2 separate regions of the Mus musculus genome follow, and region 2 is linked to region 1. Evidence: chromatin loops called from intact Hi-C (ENCODE). Cell type or tissue: left cerebral cortex. All regions are shown on one strand. Links, peaks and the distances in the headings refer to the core of each region. The heading gives the core; the rest is flanking DNA.

Evidence for each region. Hi-C counts contacts between places; a loop is a spot of excess contacts. Peaks named below come from ENCODE experiments on the same cell type or tissue, not always from the same donor. Only the 100,000 strongest peaks of a DNase experiment are listed, where the experiment ranks them.
Region 2: a loop joins it to region 1, with 2.7 times the contacts of the local background. A loop is called at or near these places in 6 of 42 quality-filtered maps.

What each region holds. Positions count from the first base shown.
Region 1 is chr15:58,966,149-58,981,389 of GRCm38, forward strand. Mtss1 (MTSS I-BAR domain containing 1) reads right to left here. Exons shown (of 15, transcript NM_144800.2): 4 at 6,328-6,412; 5 at 4,829-4,920; 6 at 2,691-2,765. Among named protein-coding and RNA genes, the nearest start is that of Gm41330, 21 kb to the right of the region's middle. In left cerebral cortex, for the core only: CTCF peaks have their summits at 8,373 (motif pointing right) and 9,149; DNase peaks (open chromatin) are centred at 8,387, 9,124, 10,572 and 12,676; H3K27ac peaks cover 1,373 bases.
Region 2 is chr15:59,306,335-59,321,575 of GRCm38, forward strand. It overlaps Sqle (squalene epoxidase), which reads left to right and starts at 8,758. Exons shown (of 11, transcript NM_009270.3): 1 at 8,758-9,795; 2 at 11,462-11,714; 3 at 14,980-15,160. The coding sequence starts at 9,511. It also overlaps the pseudogene Zfp572. In left cerebral cortex, for the core only: a CTCF peak has its summit at 8,595; DNase peaks (open chromatin) are centred at 8,623 and 9,674; H3K4me3 peaks cover 3,945 bases; H3K27ac peaks cover 1,326 bases.

The DNA.
Region 1 (15,241 bases), core at 4,719-12,718:
ATTCTTCTAATGGAACGTGAGACGAATGACCAGATCGCAGATCAATCTCTGAAAAGCAGGCAACAGAAAGCTGCCTGTCAGCACCTGAGAGCCCCCAAAGTGACCCTGGCTGTGTGAGTCAGGCTGGGATCTTACGGGACACATGTGACATCCGTCTGCCTCAGCTCACTAATAGCTCACACACAGAGTTAGGCAGCATGTCACTTGAAATATGTGGGCAGTCTCAACTCGACTAAGTTTTCTATCAGAATGGGAAATTCCATCTCAGCAGAACCCCAAATAACTCTCAGATTTCCCTTAAACAATGGCTCTTCCACCCCGGTCTCTGGTCAGTCACCTGCTAGGTGAACACCCCGAGATCCTGACAGAGTGATGACCCTAAGCCTTCTGGAAGGCTGCACTACCCCAATTATACAACAGTACATCTAAAAACACACTTAGGTGCGTTAGGGGGGGGAAATGACAAAGAAATCAAACTTGTGTTTTGATTGTCCCTGTAACTAGAAGATCACCCAGAATGCTGCCAGCGGCAGGACCAACTGAGGGTCCCAGCACAGGATCTAGAAAGGGGGCATGGGTAGGACTTTAAAGGCAGTCCTTCAGAACCCCAGGATCATAGCCCCCGCTTTCTCAGCCTCAGGCTCAAATGCCCCAAGAAACCTCACCATCCGATGCCAATTATTCCCAAGCCCCAAGGCCGGGCGCATTTCATGTTTGGTGCAGCCAGCATCCTGAGTCTCGAGTCATCCTCTGTAGCCTGGATGTGCAGCTCATTAGTGTCTAGGCAGCCTGCACCGGCAACCAGGCAGGTCTAATTGCCACAGCTTCCTTTAATGGTACACTGTGACCAAGCCATCAGGCTGCACCCCGAGGTCCAAATGCTGCTAATTGGACAATGCCAGGGACTTTGAGAGGCAGGAGAAACCCTCTCACCTCAATGTAGAGCTTAGATAAAATGGATGGTCTCTATATCCAGGGACTTGAGGCCTCTGACAAGGGAACTTATATGAGATGAGGGGAATCAGCTATTTTCTCATGTATCCTTTTCAATAGGCCCCCAAACCTTCTCTAAGCCTAAGAATTGCACCTAGACAGCCTCCTCAAGCTGGTTATCATTCCTCTTTCAGAGCTGCCCAGATGTCAACCAGGCGGACAGTCTGCTCTTCCAGGGGGCCTCAGAGTGATGGACTATTGTAGACCCATGAAGATAATACAGGCTCTAAGCCCTATTACTTGTCAGATGCGAGCTCCCAGGTGCCCTAGTGAGAGAGAACATGAAGTAGACACACACAAGCCCCTCAACACATATCCCAGAGAAACTACAGCAGCCAAGAAGGACAGAAGATATTCGTGTCTCTGAAAATGCTACGGTATTCACCTTGAAACAGCATAGGGTATTTGTGAGAATTGAAGGGAAGGGGTCAGGTTTTTTTTTTTAAAGTCAAAGTCTACAAAGCTTTGTCTGCAACCTCCACTATTCTCCACCGTCTCACCTCTTGAAGTAGGTTTGCTTTTCATTCCAACCAATCACGGCTTATTGAGGGCAAATTGGGGGGCTGGGGTTCTCTCCCTACAAAAGTTGCTTTGAACAATCCTTAAGCTCATTATCACCTGCTCATAGAGCAGCCTGTCAGAAGAACCCCGTTTTATCAGTTGAGATACAACAAATTAAAGGGGGCGGGCTGGAGAGCTGGCTCAGTGGTTAAGAGCATTGACTGCTCTTCCAGAGGACCAGGGTTCAATCCCCAGCACTCACATGGTGGCTCACAACTGCCTGTAACTCCTGTTCCTGGGGATTCAATGCCTGCACACACGCATCCATGCAGTCAAAACATCAATATACATAAAAAAATATATATATATTTTCTAAAAGCTAACAAGAATTGCTGCTTTCTTCTACTCAAAGGAGATTTCCCCGTATTTTCAGACTCCAGGAAATGTTGCTATGTTGCTAATGGTGGTGAATCCTTGCATGCTACCCTCATGAACACATTAAAAAATACTCTAGGCTCCACCCCAGTCACTGCTCATGCACTCGGGAGACTGGATGTCAGAGACTACAGGCTATAAGACAGGGGAAGAGGAGGACATCACTTCCTGACAATGACCATAGAGAATCTGCATAACGGCTCCTCTGCACCATCCCAGGGCTTCCATGAACTTTCTCTATTATTATTATAGAGTACAGTATGTGAGAACCTGCCTGGTTTTGAAGACAGATGTGGGGTAAAGACAAAGATTTAACCAAGGGCTTAACACTCATCCAGGTCCTGCACTTTAAGAACTTAAGTGCAGCAATTGGAGATGGCTCAGCAGTTACACGCACTGGCTGCTCTCCCAGAGGTGCTGGGTTCGATTCCCAGCACTGACATGGCAGCTTACAACTGTCTATAACTGCAGTTCTGGGGGGGGGGGGGGTCTAATGCATTCTTCTGGTCTCCATGGATACTATGTATACACGTGGTGCACAGATGTACATTGAAAGCAAGTCGCCAATACACATAAAATAATAAAGTACTCTTTAAAAAAAGAGGTCAAGTCCAGGTAGGTGGGGCTTGCTCCCATCCTTCCTCCAGGCCCTCGATATCTAAGGCCCAGGGAGCACACAGCTCCGGGTTCAGAGACGTCACACATCTGCACACTTGCGCTTACTCTCCAAGTCACGACACTGACGCAGACCCTTCCGTTACCTTTTTTTGCCTTCTTCTGCAGCTTCAGCGTGTCAGAGGACTTCTTTTTTATCTCTTGTCGAGCTTTCTTATATTCTAAGAGAAAGCAGAATAGTAAATAATTTTACCACCCTGCTCAATCTTTATCCTAGAAAGCATACTCTCACCCTGCCAACAGCCTGCTGCAAATACACACATGATAAAAGTCACGGTGACATTTCACGACAAAGGAGATGTTTACGTGACAGACAGCTAAACACACCGAAGCTTTTCCCTGTCTGCCGACACCAAGAAAATATGCCATTGGGGATTGTTTTAATTAAAAAAAAAAAATCACACTATATCCATTAGAATTTGGGAAAGATCATCTTGCCAGTGTTACCTGCTTCCCCAAAGCACTGGGGATCCTGAGATGCATTTACTGTCGGCATAGACAAGCCAGGGCAAGAAGACGAGTTTGCCTAGAGCCCAATTCCATCCACGTCACTTTCACGTCCAAGCACACGCACATGGGCAGGGGAGATGCCTCAGTGGATAAAGCGCTTGCCGTGTACGCATTAGGACCTGAGTTTTGATCCGCAGCACCCACAAGAAGTAAAAAGCCAGGTGTGTCCCTGAGCACCAGTAACCCAGGGCGCCTGGGAGGAGTCAGTGGCTCCCTGGCGCTCACTGATGACCAGCCTGGCTGAAACCACAAACTCTGCTACAGTGAAAAGAGAGATGACTCAGCGGTTAAGAGCACCGACTGCTCTTCTGAAGGTCCTGAGTTCAAATCCCAGCAACCACATGATGGCTCACAACCATCTGTAATGAGATCTGATGCCCTCTTCTGGTGTGTCTGAAGACAGCTACAGGGTACTTATATATAATAAATAAATAAATCTTTAAAAGAAAGAAAAAAGAAAAGAAAAAAGAACCTTTCTCCAAAATAGGTGGACAACTATTGAGGAAGATGACTGGCATTGACTCTAGCATTCTTGAGTGTACCCACGGGCATGGGTGTGCACACGCATATGCGCACACACACATACACACACTCACGAGTATGCCTGTAATTCCTCTTGGTGGAACAGGAAGCCCATGCAGGGAGCGCTCTTCTTCTGGTGGCTTTCTGTTTCTCCCACCTTCCCTGACTCTCTGAATGGCTTCCTCCCTCTCTGGCTCCCCTCCCCACTGCCCAGCATTTACTGCAATGAGACAGGGTCCCCTTCAAACGGCACCTTGTTTTCTAATTCCTGAACCTACGTGTACTCGCCTGCACCATCATGGAACTCTGGCTTCTCTGTGCCCTCACCCCATGCACCTCCCTGCAATGTCCACGTCCCCAAGGACAGTGCTGGTGCCCTGGTCTCTTCCACACACCCTGACATGCAGGGGACGGGTAGCATACATGACCACTGATGGTGAAGTAAAGGAGGTTCCGTCTCCCCATGCCTGAAAAGGTTGGCATTTGGATCCCTTGTGGCCTGTCCAGACAAGAGGCCACCTCACAGATACACAGAGACTGACAAAGGACCTAAATGTGTCCTCAGGCCCACGCTGTCTCTGTTTCGTTGGGAACATTAAGAAAATCAGGAGCCGATCTAGGTTTCTCTGCATGCGCTTGGGATGGACAGAAGTGTATGAGTACTGAGTGTCCATCAAGGGATTCTGTCTTACTGTAGAAAGCGCAGGTCAAGTAGAAGCCTTCGCTGCTTTCTCTCTGTGACGGGGCTCAGAAAAAAAAGAAATCGCTCCTGAACAAGCTCGGCATATCGCTTTCATGTCCCCTTCGCAGTTAGCATTGCTGTGTATTTACTGAACTAATTAAATGTAAACTATCGATTCTTTCTCCACGTGTAGATAACAAATGAAACCATGGCTGAGCACATGTGGTGAACCTCAGAAGAGGGCAAGCAACATGGCGGCTCACAACTGTAACTCCTCAGTGCATACAGCCTTTGCTATTTTACAACGTTCTTTCGTCAAAATGCTCCACGGAAGCTCGCTGAAGTTCTCCAGGAACGTGGCTCCTCGCACGAGGGAACGCGTGTCCCCTAGAGACTCTCATCAACTGAGCATCCAAAGTCAAGGTGGAATAAGGCAGTCGTGACTGCCAGGCCTGTGGCACCTGCCCCAGCAACACTCACAGCCACCGTGCTCCAGGGCCCATGCTGTACCTTTTGCGTGGTCCTTGTCCAGCTGGTTGGCCACTTTCTTCCATTCCTCCATTTGTTCTTGCAGTGGGTTTATCAGGCAATCGATCAAAGCACTTTTGCCAAAAGATAAAGAACAGGAGAGATTAAACAGGTCCTTTCTGTTCTCCAGATACACACTCCACCAATTCTAGCACTTCAGGGATGAAACAGAAGGGTTTGCAGTTCAAGGCCAGCCTGGATCACCCGGCAAGACGTCCCAAAGGATTTACACTTAGCGGTCAAGACATACTTAAACCATTTCCTTGAAGGAAGTAATGGTAGCACAAGGAACCGCCACTGACTCAGAAGTGCCAGCCTCAGAATGAATGGCCTGGGTCTCGGGATACTTTTAATGACTAGTAGAGAGCTATAAATATAAGCTGGCTGTATATACCATTAATCCTAGAAACTGGGAAAACACAGGCAGATGGATCTCTGTGAAGTCCAGGCCAACCTGGTCCACACAGTGAGTTCCAGGCCAGCCAGAGATTATCTACTGAGACCCTGTCTCAAATTTAAAAATTAAATTAAATTAAATATAAAAACCACCACTCAGAAACGACATAAGCGTGCCAAGCTAGAGTGGCCTCTCCCCTTATCTACTCTGCTGTCTTCCAGCCCACATTAAAAGCCAGGTTACAGGAAGCTGGGGTCGCCCCTCAGGCCGCGAAATGGAAACCATCGAAATGGAAACCATCAAGAGACAGAGACATAGGAGCTTAACTTTTGCCTTCTAAAATTCAGGGAGTAGGGAAAACATTAATATCTCTTTTAAAGACTCCAGGGTGCTGCTGGGCACTCTGGACCTGAAGTTATAAAGATGAAGTAACTGTGCAACCTGGACACAGAGAAAGATGGAAGAGACCAGGAACAGCCTCAAGCTGCAAGTGCCAGCTTCTAACTGATGGCAGGGAGGAGTTATCTGGGTGCGCCTGTGTACGCTGTGCAGCCCTTCCAAGAGAGAATGGCGGAACAATTATGCTGATCTGCTTGGGACACGAGGGCCATCTGACTCCAAGTCACGGAGCCAGCTCTTGCCATTCCGCTGTATTCTGGGGGCCTAAAAACTGGAAGAGGGCTCTGAGGTACCACTCCCTCTTGGGGGCTCTGTAATTAGCCTGGGGGACAGGGCAGTGGGGAAAGCGGATCTCATTCCTTCCAGAGGCTTCTGTGAGAAGGGAGCCTCAGCAGTGTGTAAATCTCCATGACTGGTGGGCAGTAAGGAGACCCGGGAGGGGCATGTGAAAAATCTGAAGGCAAGGGCAGGCTCCCGAGGGCAGGGGCTGGACTAATAAATAGTTCTTCACTGAGACCCAGTACTGGAGCCATCCCTAGCACACAGCAGCTGACTGAACAGCAGGGGAAAGAATGGGTTGTAAGGGCTTAAACACTACTGGGAGACTGGTGCTGTAAAGGGGAGCATGCCACATCACCGCGTCCCTAACCTAACCCTCTGGGACAGGGCAGGGGATGCTCGTCACCTGGAGAACTGCCTCAGCTTGGCCTCGATGCTCCGGTGCCGCATGCACATTCTGGTGAGAGCTGAGCCGATCTCCCGGGTACCACCTGGCAAAGCAAAGGAGGCCCAGATCAGCAGGAGTCCCAAACCAAGCACACTCACGTGACGCCACCAACCTAAGATGCTGCCTTCAGAACTTCCCATTGCACATGTGTGCATATGCAAACACACGAGTCCAAGACCAAGCACACTCACGTGACGTCGCCAACCTGAGATGCTGCCTTCAGAACTTCCCATTGCACATGTGTGCATATGCAAACACACGATGTCACGTGGTGTGTGTACTACAGTCCTATGTAATGTTTCCTATTCTGAGAGTCCCCGTTCATTTTGTACTTTTGGTTGTGAGTCAGAAATCAAGGCCAGTGACCTGAATTCAACACATGGTGGAGGAAAAGGACTCCTGGAGATTTTGTCTAACGCACACATGCACGCACACACTCACAATTATTGTTCATGAAAGATGACCAAAAATCCCTGACCCCATCCCACCCCATCTGCCCAAACGACCCTCAAAGCTGTTTTGGAAGAGCTAAGGACCACTGTGGTTCATTATTTCAGGGTCCGTGCAATTCTAGGGTAATATAAAGTCATGGTATATTTTCTCATTGGACACTGGTGACCTAGATCTTAGAGTTCCACACGTGTGGGAGGGAGCTAAGGCATGTTTTGATTTTCCCAAGATTCTCTGCATGCCTTCCCTTCGGGCGCACCGCACCCTTCCCCAGATTAGTTTTTAAGGCCTTCTGTCCCTCCCCACTTCTGGAAAAATTCTTGAATCAGAATCTATTGGGATGTGTGGAGAATGGATTGTAACCTCAGATCAGAATTGCATAAGGACCCTGGAAGGCACAGTCAATGATGTTAGGAAAACACACATGCAAAGCTTGTGAAACTGGGTAAGTGTCAAATAAAACACTATTCTCTGGGCAGCAAGAGAAAGCCACAGGAACTTAAGACACAATTAACCAAATCACCAGGGAGGGGAAACCACTCTTATGAAAATCCATGACATTATATGTGTACACCCATGACATGACACATGCTACATGTTGTTCTATCTTCTCTACAGAAATGTTTGTCTGTTGGTTCAGCCCCCCTCGGTTTCCATTTTATTCTGCAAGCTCTGAGCTCATGACAAGCAAATGACGGTAAAGTAGTGACTACTAAGTAGTAATAGTTCGGCTGAGCACGGCGGCACAAGTCATTCACTCAAAGAGCCCGGGAGGCAGAGGCAAGGGGTTCAAAGCCACCACAGCCACTGTGAGTTCAAAGCCAGCTGGGGCTAACCAAATCTGAATGAATGAATGAATGAATGAATGGGTAGCATTTCCACTTTGGAGGCAGAGGGCAGCAGATCCTGTGAGCTGCAGGCCAGCCTGGTCTACACAGCAAGCTCTGGACTTGCCAGGAAGACATAGTGAGACACTGTTCACACACACACACACACACACACACACACACGAGGCTACATTTTCAGGGAGCTCACCCAGTCCATTCAGTCAACAACATGTAGGTCTGGGCCCACACAGAGTCAGTAGCAGGACCCCCATCCAATACTCAGACTTGAGTACTGAAAATTACCTCCAGATTTTCCCAGAAGAATAAAAGTTACACTTCCCTGCTAACCGTTGCTGTAAAAGCTGCAGCAAAAAACCCAAATGTGAACCCAAGGCTGGTCTGACATCTAACTAGTGCCTTGGGTTGCTGAGGATGGAGGCCGGTCAGGAAAGTGCTTGCCTAGCATGTTATGACACATTTGGGCGCCATGAAACGACCATAGTAGCACACACCTATACTCCTCACACTCAAGAGATAGATGCTAGAGAGTCAAAAATTCAGTCTTCTTCAACTATATAGCAAGTTCAAGTCCAGTGTCAGATACATTCAACCCGTCACCCATCCCCACTCCACCCTACCGCACCCCCGGGGAAAAAAAAAAAACAGACAAAAATACAAACAAACAAACAAAACCACCTGGCATTCTACAAAGTGTTTGTGCCTTCCCAGGGATTACCACGAGAGGGCGCTATTCTCACATACTCCAGCTGTCTTCCTATCTGCCTGTTTTTAGCGTGTTTTTTTTTTTTTTTTTTTTATTCCTTGTGAACAAAGGTGAGGAATGAGGACCGCTTTATCCCCCAGGAAAAGATCTCTTTTCCCTGCTCCTTCATTTGATTAAAAGTTAATAACGTGACTACACAGGATATTGGCCCGCTTATTCCCCGCTGCAAGGAAGGCAGACTAAGGCTTTCCTGGGGGGAAATCAGCAGCTATCAAGAAAGGCCCTAAAAATAGCATCCTCTCCTGGACCCAGCAACTCATATACTAAGAACTTAATCTGAGGAAATAATGAAGAAAAACGGCGAATCCTTACCTGGGAGGACAATGATGGAAATGTTTACCACCTCACAAATCCCATTATAATCATCTAGTTAAATGAACCGTGGGGCACAGACACCCAACCGAATAGGATACAGCTATTTAAAAATAGAATTATGTGTCACTTGGGTGCTGCTTAGAGCGTCTAAGTACTTTTCACATATTAAATCAGTCAGTCCTCACAATATTCTCAGTTGTGTTGACAACACTGCGGTGCCCATTTCGGAGACGGGAGAAGTAAGTACTTTAAACAACCTGCCCAAGGTTACAGGATTAGTTAATGCCACTGAAGCAGGAGGAATCGTCCGGGTATGTGCATTCAGCTGTAGTCAGCTATGTGATACTTCAGATAGTCGACAACTAAAAAGACGGCAGGGCCCAGAGGACGCCCGAAGTCCTCATCTAACAGCTACTGTAGGGGGTGGTGTTTGTTCAGCCGGCTCTGAGAGTTTGGTTCTTGAGTCTAGAAGTCTACGAGGTGCTAAATGGGAGTGCAGAGAGCCAGGTGGTGTGACTCTCTTCCTCAGGGCCAACCGCCACTGCCACTTCCGTGTCCTTGAGGAGAGATGAGGGGTTGGAAAGGACCGTGCTGACAGCCAGGCCCTGCGCTCCATTTTTCCATCTTTTCTGTCCTACTATTTCAGTGCCTAACAGAAGCAATCAAGCTATGGGCCGATTCCATGCAGTTTCTGAACGTAACGCCTGTGCCCACCACTGTGCCTCAGCACAGGGAGCCACAGAGAGGCCAGGAAATGAAAAGACATTAAGAAAACTTCCTACCAGCAGTATCTGTGTAACTGGCACAGGGGCAGGAGGCAGAGGACATTCCCTATGGACCCCATAACCCAGTGTTGCTGATACTGGCATGTGTGGGTCACCCTAAAAACAGACCTTTCTGTTAAGTGCTTAGCAACAGCTGATGCTTTCCTGACCTCAGCAGGTTTGAATTGGAGGAAACTGGCTGGAGCTACAGAGTCAGAGGAGACATCTGGAAGAGGGCCAACCTGACAATGGGAGGATTTATGGCATTACACATGGCTGGTTTAGACACCTGGCCACCCTGCAAGGGTGGACAAGACCTTACTTCTTGAATGAGGGAATATTTGTTATTTGGAGGCTGGACCAACAATTCATTTGGGTTGTTTGTTTGTTTGTTTGCTTTATTCCTTAGGGATACGTGTGTGAACACAAGAGACTTGCATCTTTCTCAATTTGTTTTCTGTATTATTTTTTTTTAATTTTTTGACATAAGGTCTTTCACTGAACCAGGAGGCTGACCAATGAGCTCCTTATCCTTAGAGGGGATTAAAAGCAGTGCCACCACACCCACAACAGACCAAGGCACACACTCACACATACGAACTTAAACTCAAATTCTCTCTCTCTCTCTCTCTCTCTCTCTCTCTCTCTCTCTCTCTCTCACACACACACACACACACACACAGAGCAACCCTAGGATGAAGGCACCTTCAATGCACCTCAGCTGGGCTTGCTAATAAGCCACACAGCAGCCGAACAGAACAGAGACCCAAACCCTTCTTTGTTTGACTGATTATCAGGAGACTTCTTCCGGCTATGACAAGTGGCAAACATCCCCACTGAGGACAAAGAGGGGCATTTAGCATCACGGACAGAATACAAATTGTTTATGACTTCTTCTCAGAGGGTGGGAAGGAAGCCCGGAGGGCAAAGGCCAGGAACCACTGTTCCTTCCTCTAAACAGTAGCCCACGTGGCTAAGGCCACTAGGAAGGTGGCTGTCTATCAAGTGGCATTGTCGCATCCCTCCAAGCTGCCTCATTTGCAGGCGGCTCCATCCCCCAGCACAGCAGGGGCTGTATGGGCAGGAGGCCTGGGCCTGCAGTGTGGGCAGGTGGCAGGCACAGACTGAAAGCGGGTTTGTCAGGCTGGATTCTGGGAAGAGCTGAGGAATAGAATTAGGAAGTGCTCTGGCCAAAGTGTAAGTTACTGTGTGTTGTGGCTGTCCTGCCAGAGGCTCCTGCGGTTGGAAGGCTAATTAGGAGCCTGCTGGACGGGAGAATGATAGTCTCAGGAACCTCCCAGAAGCGGGACTCGGCACAGGGCAGCTCTGCAGGGCACAATCTCTCTCCTCTGGACAGGATTATTGTTTACAGCTCAGAGCAGTCTCCCACCCATCTTTTCTTTTAAAACATCATCTTTTGTAGCCTAGGCTAGACTCAAGCTTGCTAAGTAATCAAGGGTGACCTTGAACTCCTAATCTTGCATCCACTTCACAAATGTTGGGACCCCATCAGTCTGGGAATCGCTCAGGGCTTTTCATGTGTACGTAAGCATTCCCAGTTCTAAACGGTCACTCTTCTAAATGCTCACTCTTATGCTCTGAGCATTAAGGGGATGTTTCACCAAGCCCTGGGTCTCTCCATGAGATGATAGGTGTACTCGCCCGCCTCCCCCTAGACAGCCTGAAGTGTCCATCCCATAATCTGTCACCACCAAAGCCATGGAAGCCAGTAAGCCAGCAAAAGAACGGAAGCAAGGTAACGCGCATCCTGCAATGAAGCAAACGATCCACTTGTCATTAAAGAAACACGGACTTAAAAGCACATGGCCGGCATTCTCTACTGCTGATGTAATGCAGAACAAAATACGGGGAAAGACCGAACAATCATGAAAGGGACACAGGAGTCCATGGTGGGCAGGATCTAAGTCAGAAGAGACTCACTACAGAAGGATGATGCGCTTCAGAGCCCCTCCCTCCCACTAGGTGGGATGGCATCCACAAGGGTCTGACTTGTTTCCATTCAAATGCTGACAGCTGTATTCTTTAAGGCAGTATGCTGACTACTGGTGTTTCAATGTTATTCAGACTCTCTCACACCCTAATATCAGCTATAACTTCTAATTTGTGTTTCTTACAAAACATCTGGAGTAATGTAAACTTTTACACCTTTTCTGTGCCTCTCCCCTGTGTGTGTGTGTGTGTGTGTGTGTGTGTGTGTGTGTGTGTGTGTGTGTGTGTGTGTAATAGAACCCCTGGCCCTCATGTATGCTTTTTAAGCTCTCTGCTGCTGAGCTGTGCCCTCGGACCACTCATCCCCCTTCAAGTATTACCTCATGCATACTTTGATGGCAAATGTTTCCGAAAGGAACTTGATCTAATCATATCTTTCTGAACACTCCACTTATCTTGTCGAAGAAGCAAATCTTGATCTTTACACCATCCTCCCAAGACTTCTGTATCTTGCATGCCAGCTACTGAACAACAGTCGTACAACTGGCACATACAGGTTTGGGAGTTTGGGGACTCTTTGTTGGGCTTGCAACTCAGGTGGGAGAAGCTGAGACACACTAGCAAAGCCTCAAGTGCACAAAAGGTGGCAATAGTGTATTTTATAGAGAGAGTAAGGAACCATAGCCACACCAGGGCCAATTATGCAGGGCCAAGCCCTCAGAAGGAGGAAGACGGGGCAATTAGCTCTGGTCAGGCTGCTGCATGTCCATTAGAAGGCACCAGCAGATCTGTAAGCAGCCTGTCTCCCCCTGCATGTGATATTACTCTTCTCCAAGGAGCTGGAAAACCTGGGCGTCTAGGAAGGGAAATGGACAGGTGGGGTTGGTTCCTAAGAAAGTCAGAATCGTTCCTTCAGGCCACATTATCTGCTGTGCCCACTGGAAAAAGAGTCCCTGACAGCCATTCATTCACCGAGATTGTCTGACAGCATCCAAAGCTGTCATAGTCAACCTATTCTAGGCCACCTTAATCCTCCTGCCCTGCCCTCCGACAGGGCAGGCAACGGCCCTCACCCAGCCCCATGAGAACCCCGGCTCTGCATCTCCTTGGCTGTTCATTTTTATATTGCGGAGCTCCAAGCGATTACATCACCAGCTTCCTTCCCAGCAACAAGGATAAGGGAAGCTCCTACCGAGATGAATGCTGAGACCATCGTGGGACACACAGGTCTCAGTTCTGCAATGGCCTGGCAGGTTGTGATACTCTGATCTCTCTCACACACAGGCCCATTTCTCAGAGAGCACCGAAGACTCCACATTTCGGGTATCCTGTCACCTTGGCGGAAGCTTTGCGCAATGTTGCACAACAGAGGCTACCTCGAGTGCATCAGCTGCCTCTCTGGAGGGCATGGCTGGGTACACCATCTGCCACCCGCCACCTGAGGGGACGGCTGGAGGCCGGCTCTCACCTCGGCTCAAACACCTCTAGGCACATATCCATGCACTCACGCACTCACATGTGCATAAACCCATTCGAAGACTAGTCCCCAGGTTCAACCCTGAGGCTGGGAGTCACCTTCTTCCCCCAGTCTCCTCATCTCCTGTGGGTGTCTTTCGTTTTGATGAGAGTAAATGAGAAAGGCACATGACAGTGAGCCTGACCTCCATTCTCACACCTGCAGCGAGCCGAGGGCCTGCTCTGCCTACACAGAGCAAAATCTAAAGGCAATAGGCGAGAATGACCAGAGAGAGCAAAGGCTTCCAAATAACGGCTCTCTGAGGGCTACCTGGCCCAGCCAGATCTCAGCGGGGGTATGCACGCCTGCCAGCAGCTCTATAAAGCACCCCGATGACCTCCAAACCACGCTAAGTGACCCCTCTCCCCGGCAAAAGCCAGAGTGACCACGAAACAGCATCAGGAAATGCACCTTAACCGGACTACTGTGCTACAGGAGTGAGACAGCCCCCCAGTCAGACAACAAACGTCTTCTCCCCGCAGATGGACAGTGATGGATTGTCACGGTGACTCTGAGACCAGAATGTACAGGGTAGCAACAGACCCGGCAGTTGCCTGCCACCCTAGCACCACACTCCTGCTTGAGCTTGTGGGGCAGCTCCCGGTGTGGAGGAAGACTTTCTCTTTCAGGGAGGTTTCTATACTTGGGGAAACTGCTCCAAGTTTTCCAGAGGGTCTTCTCTGGTTTCCTATCAGGGGACCAGCATTTTTATTAAAGGTCAAAGTGTCCACTCGTGATTTTACGAGCAAGCGAGTATCAAGTTGTTTCTTCGGGATTCACCTGCGCTTTGTCTTTTATCCTTGTGATGGCTAGGTGCAAAACTGGGCGAATGATCACCTGGTGCCCTTGATGCCGGAGAGGGGAAAGGAAGAACGAACCTGCTTCTAGTGCTCTACATTATCACACGGGTCCTCTACCGTAGACCAGGCTCCTCTCAGCAGAAGCAGGCATCCGTGAGTCATTGACTGCAGAGTGCCCAATGCCCAGGTCAGCCCTGAAAATACTCTAGAATGTTCCTGCATCAAATAGGGTCTGGTGCCAAGGAAATGAGCATCTAAGTCACATGACTGTGTCTTTTAATTCACAAAGAAAGGCTCCTTAGGTCAAAAAAAAAAAAACTTAAAACAGGTTTTCAAAAATAAGCCATTGCAGCCCCTCACACCGGAACTGCTACTTCCTCTTGACCACAATGGTAAGCCTAAGGAGCCGTGTCAATCTTCAAGGAAGACACACACTTGTGGAATTTCCTGTTTTTTATTATTTAAAAAAAAAAAAAAACTTATTCAGCAACTGTACACAGCTGAGTGTGAATGGAGGAGAAGCCAGCTGGTGGCTAGGGGCACCAGTACTGTACACTCAGCACATCGGGGACGGTCAGCATGGCATTTCTTGAAAACACTGGTGTGCCCCCTACTTCAGTGTCTCCCCACTTCACAATTTTCGGTAAACAAAACCACACAGTCCCACCACCATCTGGTGCCTTGGGACCAACAGGCACAAGATTCTGGCACGCGTGGTACTGACAGCCACAAAGACTAATATTCTGCTTTCTTTGTTGCTGTTGAACAGCAATGTAAGCATGGAGTCACGCGCACACTCACACTGTGGACAACCAGGAGAAGAGCAAACAAGATACTGCCTCCCCAGTGGAAAACCCTGAGAACGTCTCCCCGGGAAGTGCAGCAGGCACCCCCACATTTGCTCCCACTGCCACGGTCAGCTTCTGCCACATGGGCACAGAGAAAGACTCCTCCTGAAGCCAGGAAAGGGAGACTGGAGGCCACCTGCTTGGCCAGCGAAGCAGATGTGGCCTGATAGATGGGCCACATGTCATTCTCTCAGTTGCCAAAATGTAACTGTCGGGGAGGCTGACAGTAGCCAGCTCCGGGCTTATCTCCCGGGCAGCCTTCATGGCCCGTAAGATCAGATAGATCATTTAGAAGGTAGCTGGAAGATGCGTGATTGAGAAGGGAGTTTAAGATCAGTGACTAGCTCAAACATCCATATCCCGTGACATTATGAGCCCTTGAAACCTCAAACCTACCCATCGGGTGATATTCACATACTCCAGGCTAAAAGTGACTGCTTGTTAGGGGCCTCTGTACACTCTGAACTGGGCTAGAGTGTGTAAACTTCTGTCATCTCTCACCTAGCTTACTAAAATTGCAGTGTCCTGTTTGCAATATGACAATCTCAGGAGGAGGAGTAGCAAGAGGAGGAGGAGGAGGAGGAGGAGGAGGAGGAGGAGGAGGAGGAAGAGGAGGAG
Region 2 (15,241 bases), core at 4,611-12,610, 340 kb after region 1:
TCTCATTTTCCTGGAGGTCAGATGTCCAAGGGCAAGCTGCTTCCAGCACTGGTTTCTGGTGAGACCACCTCCTTCTGGCCTGCAGACTGTCCAGACTGGAAAACATAACCTCTGCTCACAGCAATGGGGTCAGAACAATAGCTTAACTGTTTGATTTTTGACGATAGCGGTGGTTGTGAGGGTTAATGTGGCAACACCCTGATAGGTTAGAAAACTAGTCTCCAGTCAGGCCCTATCCTAAGGCACCTGAGCTGTGAGAGGAAAGTGGATCAAGATTAGTCAAACAAAGAAATTCCTCGAGCTTCTAAGGGTTAAGATAAACGAGACTTGCCCATCCATCCTGGTTTCCTAGAGAGGTCTGGACAAAGTGGGTCTTGGGTAGGGGTGGTGAAACTTCCTGTCTTGTCTTCCGGGCTTGGGGTGTAGGACCCTAGGTTGGTAGGGCGAGCTCCTTTCTCCAGGACGACTGGGGCGACCTGGGGTGTAGGGAACCATTGTGCAGCGATCCCAACAGTGGGGAAAGAGGCGCTCCCGCACAGGGCTCTGCAGTTGTAGGGCGCAGGCGCAGAGCCTCCGCGGTCTGGCCTGACCGGTTCCCGGGCGTCCCCCACCCGCCTCGCCTCCCTCGAGCCTTGGTGTGTACTAGCGCCCGGGTTCAGGGGAAGCTGCAGACCAGCACAGCCGGTCCTCTTCACCTGTAACCGCCCAAGACACCCTTCCCTGGGCAGGGACCGACGTTCATTGCCATAGATGACCTGGATTCGCCTGTTCCTTTACTACCGAATTTAATAGTATTTTAGGGAAAGTGGTGAAGTGTGAAATCTGTTACACGGATTAATTGCATGTAAATTTCTTTTTTTTTTTTTTAAAGATTTATTTATTTATTACATGTAAGTACACTGTAGCTGTCTTCAGACACACCAGAAGAGGGCGTCAGATCTCGTTACAGATGGTTGTGAGCCACCATGTGGTTGCTGGGATTTGAACTCTGGACCTTCAGAAGAGCAGTCGGGTGCTCTTACCCACTGAGCCATCTCACCAGCCCTGCATGTAAATTTCAAGATAGAAATACGTAACTGAGATAGTATAGCATTTTAGAGATAGTTACTGTCTGCTTTCTCTGTGGTGGGCTTTAAAAAAATATCTTATGTGTACGTCTTGCTTGCATATATGTGCACCATGTGCGTGAATGACTGGTGCCCACGGAGAGGGCATGGGATCTGGAACTGGAGTTACAACGGCTGTATGCCACTATGTGAGTGGGTGCTAGGGACGAAACGGGAATCCCCTGGAAGAGCAGCCAGTGTTCTTAACTGCTGAACCATCTCTACAGCCCTCTGTTTTGTTCGCATCCAGGTGTTTCTTTTTGGTTCCTGTCAAACTCTGTGGATGTAATTTCAACCTCTTTGACCTTTATAACAAACCAGTTCTTAATCACTGTGTGCTCTTGTTGGCTCACTGGGTCTTAAGGTTTGGAAATGCATAAAACCACAGTTGATGCAGGTACTCTGAGGATTATTTGCACTTGGAAATTAACGCTCAAGGGCTACTTCCTGCTTTGGTTTGTTGGAATATATGGTGTGAAAGGCAGCGTCCAATCAGCTGGAGCCTCGAGCCTGCACTACCACTTTCTGGTTGTGTGGCCTTGGGAAATCCCTTAATACCTTGGCCACACTCAAGCCACCCATAAGATAGTGTAGATAAAAATCTAAAATTGTTTATACATCTTAGGCTGATCAGAGAATTAGGAAGACGTGACTTATGGCTTGGGATGCACAAGCAGCAGTAGGGGCAAGAATTAACACTGTGCATGGATGCCTTTGTGTATCCTTTCAGGGGTCTATGTCCTCCTATCATGCTGTTTGTTATGTACTGAAATGGATTCTGTGACCTCGTGGCAAGGGATGACCACATTGTTGTTAGCTCCAGAGACAGTTTAGGTTGACATGCATAATGTGGAATCTAGGAGTGATGGGGCGGGTTGGAAGGGTTATATAAGTGTTCTTTTTGAAAATGACTTTTTTTCCCTGTCAAAAGCTTTTTTCCTGTCAACAACCAATTGACCCTAAACAAGGTCCTTTACGTTAGCTGCTTTTTGCACTTGCAGATGGATTCCGTTATGCCTTTATGTCTTATTCCGCTCTTCCTAAAAAAGCATGTTGCCATCTTCAATTAAGAGGGTTCCCAAGCCGGGAGTGGTGGCACACGCCTTTAATCCCAGCACTTGGGAGGCAGAGGCAGGTGGATTTCTGAGTTCGAGGCCAGCCTGGTCTACAAAGTGAGTTCCAGGACAGCCACGGCTATACAGAGAAACCCTATCTCAAAAAAACAAACAAACAAAAGAATTATTTATTTTATGTATATGAGCACACTGTAGCTTTCTTCAGACACACCAGAAAGGGCATCAGACCCCATTACAGATGGTTGTGAGCCACCATGTGGTTGCTGAGAATTGAACTCAGGACCTCTGGAAGTGCAGGCAGTGCTCCTAACCGCTGAGCCATCTCTCCGGCCCCTTTGAACACTGTTTTTCCCCATACAGTATCTGGCACATTTTATAACAGGTTTCCTAAGGTTTCAGATCATCTTGACCCCTCACCTGTAATCAGGCGTTTTAAACTCTCCCACTTGGTGACATTTGAATCTGAAGCCAACAGCTCTGACCCTTGCTCCACCACAGTGACCACAGCAGGCTAAGGATTGACAGCCCTGTGGAAAACACCAGTGGTCACAGTGAGTGTGATTTGTTAAGTTTATTCTCTCACCTCCCTTCCAACCATCACAACAAAATAATAGAAATGAGAAGCATGCTCTTCAGGAAGTCTTATCCTAGATGCAAATGTTCAGAATTAAGAGTTGGTTTCCGGGCTGGAAAGATGGCTCAGTGGTTAAGAGCACCAATCCCAGCAACCACGTGATGGCTCACAACCATCCCTAATGAGATCTGATGCTCTCTTCTGATGCATCTGAAGACAGCTACAGTGTACTAGGTATAATAATAAATAAATCTTTTAAAAAAAAGAATTAAAAAAAAAAGAGTTGGTTTCCTATTCCTATTATAACTAAGACCAAAAAATGAGATTTATGCTTATTTTATGTGTTAGTGTTTTGCCTGCACGTAAGTCTGCGCAGTGCCATGGAGGACAGAAGAGGGTATTAGATCGCTTGAACTGGAGTTGCCAATGTAGTGCGTCACCTTGTGGGTGCTGAGAACTGAACCTGTGTCCTCGGGAAGAGCAGCCAGTGCTCCGCATTGCTAACCCATCTCTCCAGTCCCACAACTAAAAAAGTTTTGTTTTGTTTTTTTAAAGAATTTAGGCGTGGTGGCGCACGCATTTAATCCCAGCACTCGGGAGGCAGAGGCAGGCGGATTTCTGAGTTTGAGGCCAGCCTGGTCTACAAAGTGAGTTCCAGGACAGCCAGGGCTATAGAGAAACCCTGTCTCGAAAAAACAAATAACAAAAAAGAAAAGAAAAAAAAAGAATTTATAATGATAATGTAGTTGCTATTTATTATCGTTATTGCTGAACTAAAGCCTGAGGATGAAGTTTCAAAGATAGAATGAATATTAATATTTTCCATGCATGGCTTAGGAACCCTCTTTTTTTTTTTTTTTTTTTTTGGTTTGGTTTTTCGAGACAGGGTTTCTCTGTATAGCCATGGCTGTCCTGGAACTCACTTTGTAGACCAGGCTGGCCTCGAACTCAGAAATCCACCTGCCTCTGCCTCCCAAGTGCTGGGATTAAAGGCGTGTGCCACCACTGCCCGGCAAAATAAATAATTCTTAAAAACAAAACAAAACAAAACAAAACAAAACAAAAACATTATGCTCTTTTAACCACTGAGCCATCTCTTCAGCCCCTATAGAAATGTTTTAAAACTAGTCTTACTTTTAAATCTGTGTGTTCACTAGTGGATTCCATGTTCTCATCCACCACATAAACTGAGTTTTTGAATATGCAAATCCCAAGGACAATACCAACCTACAGACAAATGTGCTAAGCTTTATTTGAGGTTTAAACGGGAAAAAAGGGACCTCAGTGGGCTGTCATATGCAGTGAAAACAAGACTGAGCACTCAGGAGTAAGAGTGACCACCTTGGTTAGTTTTTATTCGTCAATTTGACAGAAGCTAGAGTTGTCTGAGAAGAGGGAGCCTCGATTGAGGAAATGCCTCTATCACATTGGTCTGTGGTACATTTCCTCAACCAGGGATTCACGTGGGAGGGCCAAGCCTGTTGTGGGGAGTGGCACCCTGGGCCGATGGCCCTGGATGATATAAAAAAGCAGGCTAAGCAAGCTGGGGGGGGGGGAGCAAGCCAGTAAAAAGCACTCCCCCACAGTCTTTCTGTTCCTGCCTCGAGTTCCTGCCCTGACTTCCTTTAGTAATGGAAGATGAAGTCAACTCTTTCCTCAAGTGGTCCTGACATTTATCATAGCAGCAGAAACCAAAGGGACACACACACACACACAGAGACTTTCTAATAATGCATGAGGAGGCTTTCCATTGTTACTCATTCTCATTTCAGTTCAGAACTTCCTTGTCAGGAAAGATAAGATAGACTACGGTTAGATTTATTATTATTTTTTTAAAATTCTTGCAGGAGATGAAACTAAGGATAATTTAGGGACCGTTCAAAGGAGAACACCCAAGGCTGATAAACTTCAAGAGAAAGCTCCAAAATGGTCTAAAAGACGTGGGCCAAGGAATCCTAAGCATGACGATACAGAAGAGTGCGTCTGATATGGTCTCATGGAGATGAGATCTGTTGTCATGATTCTTACGAGAATGATGGAGAGACAGAGAAATGGAAAGACTCTATAGTGGAGGAGTGGGGACCTCACCATGGAGGATGGAGTTCCAAAGACCATGTCAACACCTCTGCCCAGTGGAATTCATCTTTTGGAGAGAAGCCCTACGAGTGTTGTAAATGCTGGAAACATTTCAGCAATGATTCTCACCTCCATATGCACCAGAAGACACACTCAGGAAAAACCATATAAATGTTCTGAGTGTGGGAAATCCTTTTCTAACAGTTCCCACCTGACTCAGCACTGAAACACTCAGGGGAGAAGCCCGTCCCGTGTGTCGAGTGTGGGAAAAGCTTCAGCAATACTTCCCACTTTACTGTCCACGAGAGAACTCACACAGGAGAGAGGCCTTGTAACTGTCCTGATTGGAAAGGGTTTTGGCCTTAGCTCTCACCTTCTTAGACACCAGAGAACACACACTGGAGAAAAGCCTTACTAGGTGGAAAATATTCAGTCAGAGCTCCACCCTGGTGACTCATCAGAGGACATACTCGGGAGAGAAACCTTGTAAGTGTCTCTCTCTCCACTGTGGTGAGCCCTCCAGTCAAAGGTCCAATCTGATCGGGTAGCAGAGAATCCATGGAGGAGAGAAAGCTTACAAAGGTCCAGACTGTGAGAGACGCCTCAGCGGAAATGCTTACCCTAGTTAGCACTGCAAAATACACATCCAGGTCTCCCCAGCCTCTGAAAGTGGGGCATATTCTTCATGAATGGACCCCCCCCCCCAATATTCATGGGAAATGGTCCCGATCCTTTCATTTTTGGCCTCAAAATTATTCTCAAGTCCCAGAGCCTGCTGGGGTTTATTCTTTTCCTTTTTCTCCTTATTAGACTGTTAAAATGAAGGTGCTCTATGCTCGTTGCTCTCTGAAGTGTCTTTGTTGTGTTTGCCAAAAGATCTAGAAAAAGTCAACGTCCCAAATTAATGCATGGGAAGACCCAGATCATCTTGGTATGAAATCATGAGGGAGGGACACCACTAATGTTGAATAAAAGGTAGACATTATTACCATTAACAACAACGACAACAAGTTAAGTGGCTGGAGAGTTGATTCAGAGATTAAGAGCACTGGCTGCTCTCCCAGAGGTCCTGAGTTCAATTCCCAGTAACCACATGGTAACTCATAACCATCTAAATGAGATATGGTGTCCTCTTCTGGCATACAGGAATATATGCAGGTAGAACACTCTATATACACATATACACAAGAAACAAACAAACAAATCTTTTTTTTTCCTTTGTTTTTATTTATTTATTATATGTAAGTACACTGTGGCTGTCCTCAGACACTCCAGAAGAGGGAGTCAGATCTCGTTATGGATGGTTGTGAGCCACCATGTGGTTGGTGGGATTTGAACTCCTGACCTTCGGAAGAACAGTCAGGTGCTCTTACCCACTGAGCCATCTCACCAGCCCCAAACAAATCTTAAAAAAAAAAAAATCAAAGCCAGGAAGTAGTGGTGGTGTCTGCCTTTAATCCCAAGGCAGAGATAGGCAGATCTCTGAATGCCAGGTCTACTTAGAGAAAGACTGTCCCAAAAAAACCAATTATATATACATATACATATACACACATATGTATATATATATATATACACACACACAAACACACACTCATATATATAAACTCAAGGTGAGATAAGAATATAAGAATAGCTTCAAAGGAAAATATAGAGTACTCATGACTAAACAAAAAGACATGAAATTGGGAATTATGGTTGCAATTGAATTACCATATTTTGTTTTAGCAAATGAAGATAGATCCTTACTGGTTTTGTGGGTTTACCCAAGGAAAGCATACTTTTAAGCAAATACTGTGATTTCTTGAATGTTTTCTGTGTCTAAAAAGGAAGATTCATTTTAAACACTTCACTCACTAAAATTGTTCGTAGCATGTAGAACCGCTGTGCCTGTACTACAGGCTCAAATCATACATGTCAAATACTGACTCAGACAAGATGAATCTTCAGACCCATTCCCTTTGTTGCACCAGCTACTTGTTGGGTTCTGAAGAGCAGCATTTGAATAGTGGCTATTTTGTCATTCAAGTTCTTTCTAGAGCACCATTCCTGACAGGCTCATAGATACTTCCCAATACTGTGACTGTAGCCTGATGTTTTGTTTGCCCAAAAGAATTAAAATAGTGTGGAAGTGGGATAGAGCTTTAAAGCATTGAGTCATGCGATTGATAATCAATGACTGTTATGTTCTAATCTATGTCCGATTAAGTGGATTATCTAGTAATGGTTGCATTGTCTTGGCCAAAATCAGAATAACAAGAAGGATCCTGAGTTCTGTTTTTCAATGTGGACAGTCTTTTCCCTGAGTTAATTCCGTGTTTTACCTTCGGACACAATTCCTTAGCTTCAGGAGTGACAGTTTTAGTTTGCCTCTTTGTATGCCTGACATGTGGAACTGACCACCAAGATCTCATCCTATGTTCTGTGCAAATGCTGCTTTTTGAGAGTATTAGATACATCTCATTTTCTCCTACTAGTGCCCAAAGGTGGGAGACATTTGGCAAGGTTAAGACTCATTTAAGTTGCCTAGAATTTCAGCTTATTGTTGGTTGGACTTAGGAACATGGAGAGACCCTCATTAGGAATGTGGTGTTAGGGCCAGAGAGATGACTCAGCTGTTAAGAGCAATGGCTTCTATGAGAGGTCCACAGTTCAAGTCCTAGTGCTCGAATGGCTGCTTACAACTGTTACTGTAGTCCCATGGGATCCAGTGCCTTCTTCTAAAGTGCAGCCATACATGTAGACAAAATACATAAGTAAACAAATCGAAAGGAAGGAAGAAATGTGGAGCTAGATAGAGTTGGCTGTGCCTGCTGCAAAGGGTTGGTAGGATACAGTTCTGTGAGACTTACTTCTTTCATTATTAAAGGATAAACGGGTTAAACAACTGTACCTGTTTGAATGACTTAAAAAAAAATCGCAGAAACTAATAAAGATATCTGAGAAGTGTTTAGGGTGAGACCTAAACCATAGATAACTAAGAACTCAACGAAAGCTTGATAATTAAATGGTACTGTCGAGTCTGAAATTCGGTTACATGACAGTAGCTGTGGATAGTATAAAATGATGTTGTTAGTCTCATGAACGACGGCAGATAAACTGCTCGGTTACTTCTGTAACAGAAAGGTAATGCCATTCTTGCAAGACTGCTGTAAGGGTTGAATGAATGTTTGCAACGCTCTGGCATAGTGCTTAAAACATAAAATGATCTTATTAAACAGTTTTGGGATTGCTGTTGATTAGGACATTTTTTTTTTTTTTCCTTTCTCATTCTTTCTTTAACCCGAGAAGGATTTCACTGTGTATCTCTGACTGGTCTGGAACACGCTATGCAGATCAAGCTGGCCTCAAACTCACAGAGATCCTCTTGCATCCCGAGTTCTGGGATTAAAGGCGTGATCCATCTCCACCTACTGACTTCTCTCATTTTCTTTAGTCCTCGTCCACTAATTATGGCAGGTTCGCCGGCGTGTCACGTCCTCCTCGCCTTTCTAGCCCGTGATCATCCAGTCCGCCCGGATGACTCCTGTAGCTCTCTTGCGTTTGAGCCACCAGGAGCCACCAAGAGTTCCTCCAGAGCGAGCTCCACCCTCCGCAGGTGGGGCCTGAGGACCCCGCGGCGGCCAGGCCGAGCGGGCACCGCCCCATTCACCCACCGGCCCCGCGCCCACCCCACGCACCCGCCCCGCACCACGCAACATCGCCCTAGCGCCTCTGCGACTGGCGCCGCGCGGAGTGCGCCGCCCGCCATTGGACAAACGCTCTATAGCGCCATCTCAGCCTACCGCGCGGTGCGCGCTCTCATTGGTTCGGACGGCGTGGGAGGCGGGGTCCGCTCAAGGGGCGGTGCCGGGCCGGAGCCCCGCCTCCCGGTCCCTGGGCTGGGCCGAGCCCGCCGGGCGGCTGAAGCGCGTGGGGCCGGGTTGCGAGCGGGGCGCGCAGCGGTTACTCTGGTTACTGTCCGCGAGGGATGCTGGGGACCCGGCGGGCAGGAGCCTTCGCCTCGCTCTGAAGGACGCTCATCCGAGACAGCCATTCACTCTCGAGGAAGGCAAGTGTCGGTCGGACAGGTTCCCGGCCGTGACTTCGGGGCTTGCTTGAGGAGGAATCTCCAAGGGAGGGCTGAGCTGCCAGGCTGCCGCCGCGCTTCGGGACGCCGTGGCCATCTTTTGTTGGAGAAGGCTGCCGGGGCAGTGTTGCTAAGGGCAGCTTTCCCAGCACCCAGATCCTTCTACGCTCCCGACTCCTTCCTACCGAGCACCTGCTGCTGGTGACAAAAGACCGTTTACAGCCAGGCGAGCGGACATCGAAGTATACAGCCACATTCGCACCCCTCAGCCCAATAGAGAGGCCCGTGTCCATCAGTTGGCTGAATGAAGAAGTGTGTAATCAGGAGCCGTTGGGGTAGGCAGGCTTTAAATGCTGCCTTTTAAGATCTGGACAACTTAAGATACATTTGCACTCTCAATGATTTCAAAAATTGATCACATCTGACTCGTGATCCTGAAACTATTTATTGGAAGAAGTTCGACCGGTTGCCCCGAACCCCTTTGAGAACTACATTTTGGGGACATTTTAATCACTGAAGACCTTCCGAGGAAAAAAGACCCCCCCAAGAGACCCCCAAAACACAAAATCCTCAGCCTTGGCTGGTGCCACCAAAGAAGCCTTTTGAGCCATGTGGACTTTTCTTGGCATTGCTACCTTCACCTATTTTTATAAGAAATGCGGGGATGTCACCCTGGCCAACAAGGAGCTCCTGCTGTGCGTGCTGGTGTTCCTGTCGCTGGGCCTGGTGCTCTCCTACCGCTGTCGCCATCGACACGGGGGCCTCCTTGGCCGCCATCAGAGCGGCGCCCAGTTCGCTGCCTTCTCGGATATTCTCTCTGCTTTGCCTCTTATTGGCTTCTTCTGGGCCAAGTCACCTGAATCAGAAAAGAAAGAACAGCTGGAGTCCAAGAAGGTATGCCTGATGCCACAGTGGGCAAATGAATGGGATCGTATTTTAAACTTCAGATCGAGGTCACTGAAGTTTATGGTTTCTTTAAAAGTCACGAAAGTGGTGGCTTAGAAGCGTCAGTGTTCTCATTTGATTGCGTTTCTTAAAGTTCTGGACTGTGTTGTGGCTGTGCTCTTAGGGAAGATGAAAAGCATTTGTTGTGTGAACCTCAGGGATTGGGTGTTGATTTTGGTAGGAAATGTTAGAATTTCATTTGGGAGACAGACTCACTGTGGCTTTTAATTTAAAATCCCTGGGTAAGGATGATTTTTGTTCCTGACAAGGGAGAATTTGTGTGGCAGGTAAGGCTACTTATAAATGTGATGGCAGACAGTGGAAAGTGACAGCAATTTGAAAAGCAATAAAGATGCCTAACACTTTAAAGTTTTGGGCAGAAATCCGTCCCCCACTATCTATTGAAGCAATTAGTCAGCGCAGTCCGCTCCTAAGTTGAGTCAGAGCTGAATGACAGGCTTACGTTAGAGACTGGATCTTTAAATATTTGTGGTGCCATTAATTACTTCGAGGGAATGATGGGGCCAGTGGTAGGTGATGAGAGAGGAACAGGGCGGCAAGTCAGATCACGTAGGACCTACTAGCCAGGGATATGTGAACTTTTCCCTTAAGAGCGTTGGAAAGATAGAGTAACAATGCTTGATTTCTACAAAAGTAAGAATAAATAATGTTTGGGAACTACATTGCAGTACACAGCCGTGCAAGAAGGGACATTGCTGTGATGCTGAAGCTGGGTGTCCAGTGTGCATGAGAGAGAGTGGCCAGGATGAGTTACCCACCTAGCAGTATAGACTTTGGGGTCTGCTTTCTTTAATAAAGTCCATAGTACAAATTAGCAAAGGTGGTAGAAGAAAAGAACTTGGTTCAGAGTTTTAGTTTAGTTCTGCCACTTGTTGCTGTAATACTTTGGGGATGGTTTGATTTCTGTCAAAATCAGGTTCCTGTTAGCTTAGATGAGGGTGGTACCACCGTCGCTGGTACTCAGGGAATGAAGTAAGTTCATGTTTGCAGAATGGCCGGTGCTCAACCATCTAATAAGTAACTAAGCTGTTGACACTAGTCTAAAGATGGCATTCTCTGTTGGGGGTAGGGAGGATGCTCGACTGGTTTCATTTTGGGACTGCTTCAGGCTTTCTCCTTACCTGGAAACCAGAGAGCCAGCTGCTGGCATGAGTTCTGCTCAGTGCTCACCGCTGTGTACGTGGACAGTCACAAGTTGTGGGAGGCCTGCACCTGTAGCTGCTCAGTGTAGAGTTGAGTAGTTCAGTTATAGGATTGGTCCTGGTTCTGTATTCGAATCTCACTGTAGATATGCACAGGGTTAGGCCTCATGTGGATTTCCAAATATGTCCATATAACATTTTCTAACTACTGTGTCCAGAAAAAGGAATATGTATATTTTATTGGGCTATATACATTTTTTTTTAGTCAGTATTTTGATCCTGATTATATATGGTTTGGACTTAAAAATATACCATGGATATGATTTACTCATGTTTGTGGGGGGAGGGGAGTCTAGCTTTTGCTCAAGGTGTAAAAGTCGGGTGTGTTTATGTGCGAGTTAATGGTTTATGTCGACAGATTTGGAAGAATGATAATCATTTTTGTTAAACAGTGCAGAAAAGAAATCGGTCTTTCAGAAACGACATTAACAGGAGCAGCTACCTCAGTGTCGACCTCGTTCGTGACGGACCCGGAAGTGATCATCGTGGGATCTGGTGTGCTTGGATCTGCCTTGGCAGCAGTTCTCTCCAGAGATGGAAGAAAGGTGACGGTCATCGAGAGAGATTTAAAAGAGCCCGACAGGATAGTTGGGGAGCTGCTGCAGCCAGGAGGCTACCGTGTTCTCCAGGAGCTGGGCCTTGGAGGTAGGCTCATTTGGTGTTGAGGAGTTGTGTAAATACTCGCTCTTCACTCTGGACTGTTCTGGCCTCCCACCCACCCTCTCTCCCTCCCTTCCTTATAATAAGCTTTACATGAACTAAAAACTTTCTGTGACAATGAGAGCGGAGGAGGAAAGAGCCGTATCATTGTGTGAGAAGAGGCTACCCAGACAGAGTGAGATAGTGAAATGCCCTAAACCGTCACGGCAGCAATGAAGACGCTCAGCTCAGTAACCAGAACTGTCATTTACATGGTGTGGAACACACTCCTGGGGGATGCTGTTCCCGCCGGTCTTAAGTACGTCTTCCATTCATTTAGGAAATACTTATTTACTGCTGTCTTTGAGCGAGGTGTTCTGCTGAGTAAGTACCAAGATGGACTAGTGATTAAGACAGGCATCCTTGAGAAGTAGCACAGAAGGTCCTTAGCTGTAAGGTGAGCCCCATCTGGAGGAGGTCAGAAGAGGTTGGTGGGTGCCCTGGAATGTACTGATAGGGAACATTGAACTGTGGTCCTCTGATCAGCCAGCTGAGACCTCTGCTGAGAAACATTTGTTTGTTTGTTTTTGGTTTTTCGAGACAGGGTTTTTCTGTGTTGCCTTGGCTGTCCTGGAACTCACTCTGTAGACCAGGCTGGCCTTGAACTCCGAAATCTGCCTGCCTCTGCCTCCCAAGTGCTGGGATTAAAGGCGTGTGCTACCATGCCCGGCTGAGAAACATTTTTAATGGTGGAAAACAGAGAGGGTGAATATGAGGACAGCGGAGATTCATTTGATACAAGAATATTTTTATGGCCATGTATGATAAAGTAGGGAGAAGCTGATGATGTGGCTGAGAGTGACAAATATATATATGTATTTTAAAGATTTATTTATGTGAGTACACTGTCACTGTCTTCAGACACACCAGAAGAGGGCATCAGATCCCATTACAGATGGTTGTGAGCCACCATGTAGTTGCTGGGAATTGAACTCAGGTCCTCTGGAAGAGCAGTCAAGTGATCTTAAATGCTGAGCCATTTCTCCATCTGGACAAATACATTTTTTAAGGGGATAGATTTGCTGAGTTCCATAATTGTATTGTCAAGGTACATGAGTTCAACTATCACATTATGCCTTATAAACACATAACAACTGTTATATGTCAGTGATAAGTATAAAAATAAGCACATATTCTTTCTCCTGAAATGGCATCCCCATTGTTATCAGGCAAGAGGAGACAGGAGACAGGTAGGGCGAGCTCAGGGTTTTGTTGCCTGGAGACCGACTTTAATCACCACAGAGGCTGGCTGAGAGTGGTCCTTCAACAAAGACTGAAAACACTGACAGGTGGCCTTCGTCCCACTTTCTGAGGCTACATCCCAGTGGATGTTAAAGAGGATGTGCTAAAGGACAAACATTTTTTTTTAAAAGTAGATGAAATATATGAAGATTGTAGAGGCTAGCGTAAAATCAGAAAGCGTGGGCTAGGGAGTCGGGGAGTGGGGATTGTTTTCAGTGGTGAGAAGTTACCTCAGAGAAGTTACCTCAGCAAAGAAGTGGAGGGAAGTGAGCCTTGGAGAGACCAGGAGAGGACAAAGTCTGGGCCTAGCTTTCGCTTTCTGTGAAGAGCCACCAAGCCTGCTGGACCTTCCTGTTGTCGATGGAGGAAAAGCCAGCTAAAGAAGGGGGCTCCTAGGGAGTGAGGGGAAGCCCCTGGGAAGTTTCATGTTTTAAAAGGGTAATCAAGAAGACAATCTGAGAGTATAGCCTGAGTAGAGAGAAGACCATGGGTTAGGGCCGAGCCAGGAGGAGGTTATCCAGATGCTATTGGAGGATCAGTAACAGCTGATGACTTGGACTGCAGTCAAAGTAGTGCAGGCGTGAAAGTCTGCTGATGAATCAGGTGTCAGGTGTGAGAAAGGCAAGGCCAGTAGGACTTGCAGAGGCTAACTGCTGCCAGGAAGCCTGGGACGGAGCTCTGGGCCATGAAAGTACAGAGGTCAGTGAGGCAATGGGAGACCAGTGGGCCATGAAAGAAGCAAAGTGACTTCTTGCTCTTGAGCCACACACAGGACAAACGTACATACCTGGAGGAAAAACACGCATACATGTAAAATACAGATACATAGTAAACTAGGAGTTTATCTTGATGCTGGAACAAACCCCCAGCTTTGTCCCCACGCCCCAGAGGGAATTTGAAGGCATGTGCCGCCACGCCAGACATGTTCTGGTTTGATGACGGACTCTGTATAGCTTCCTATGGATCATTGCTACACTTGCTGCTCATTACTTACTCTGTCTTAACGCTTTTCCTTTGTAAGTGTTATGTGTAATGGTAATACTTTGTTTCCTCTGATATTTTTCCTAAAACACTAATTGCCATTGATTTTTAAATTTTCAGATTTTTAATTGGTTCTTTAAAAATGTCCTCTTTTGCCTTGTACTTTTGTTACTACTTATAGTGTCTTAAAGGTAAAAACGCCATTTTTACACAAGCCCAATGCATACTCTGCTTTTTGCTTTTCTGTTTGATATACTAAAATTACTCTATAGTGTATCATGAATCAGTGTTCATATACACTGGGAACCATTAGCAGTTAGGAAATGTCCTCATTGGTTGGGGAAAGCTACTTTGTCATACACTGAATTTTTTTTTTAAAGATTTATTTATTATTATATGTAAGTACACTGTAACTGTCTTCAGACACTCCAGAAAAGGGAGTCAGATCTTGTTACAGATGGTTGTGAGCCACCATGTGGTTGCTGGGATTTGAACTCTGGACCTTTGGAAGAGCAGTCGGGTGCTCTTACCCACTGAGCCATCTCACCAGCCCAATACACTGAATTTTTATGTATAGATTGGGACCTTTAAAGTAGTTTTAACAGTATTGTGTTTTCTCTTTTCCCTTCCTTCCTTTTTTTCTCCTCCACCCCCTTCCTGTGGCAAATATACTTGTTTCTACATTGGGGCACATGGTAAGAAGGCCCGCATGTTTTCTGTATCTTAATGGACAGCAGATTCACTCAGGACAGGGTTGTGGCTGATTTCCTGTCAAGCGGTCACAGATATGAATGACTGTGCTGTTAACCTGAAGTGTATCTGTGGGTTTGTCTTGTACAAACCTTCTAAGATTTGTGTAATCGCGGTACCAGTTCAGGTCCCCAGCTGGTCTTACAGCTTTGTAGAGCGGAGCCTCAGTTGCACTGTGTCTTTTCCTTGGTAATTCTCAGCATACTAATAAAACTGTTTGAATTGAACTTTTCTGCAGATACAGTAGAAGGTCTCAATGCCCATCATATACATGGCTACATAGTTCATGACTATGAAAGCAGATCTGAAGTTCAAATTCCGTACCCACTGTCAGAAACCAACCAAGTGCAGAGTGGAATTGCTTTTCACCATGGCCGATTCATCATGAGTCTCCGGAAAGCAGCTATGGCAGAGCCCAAGTAAGACCACAGCTTTAATACATAATGCTGAAGGCTCAAACCTGGGTCCTCCTGTGAGGATTAGTGGCTAAGAGGACTTTC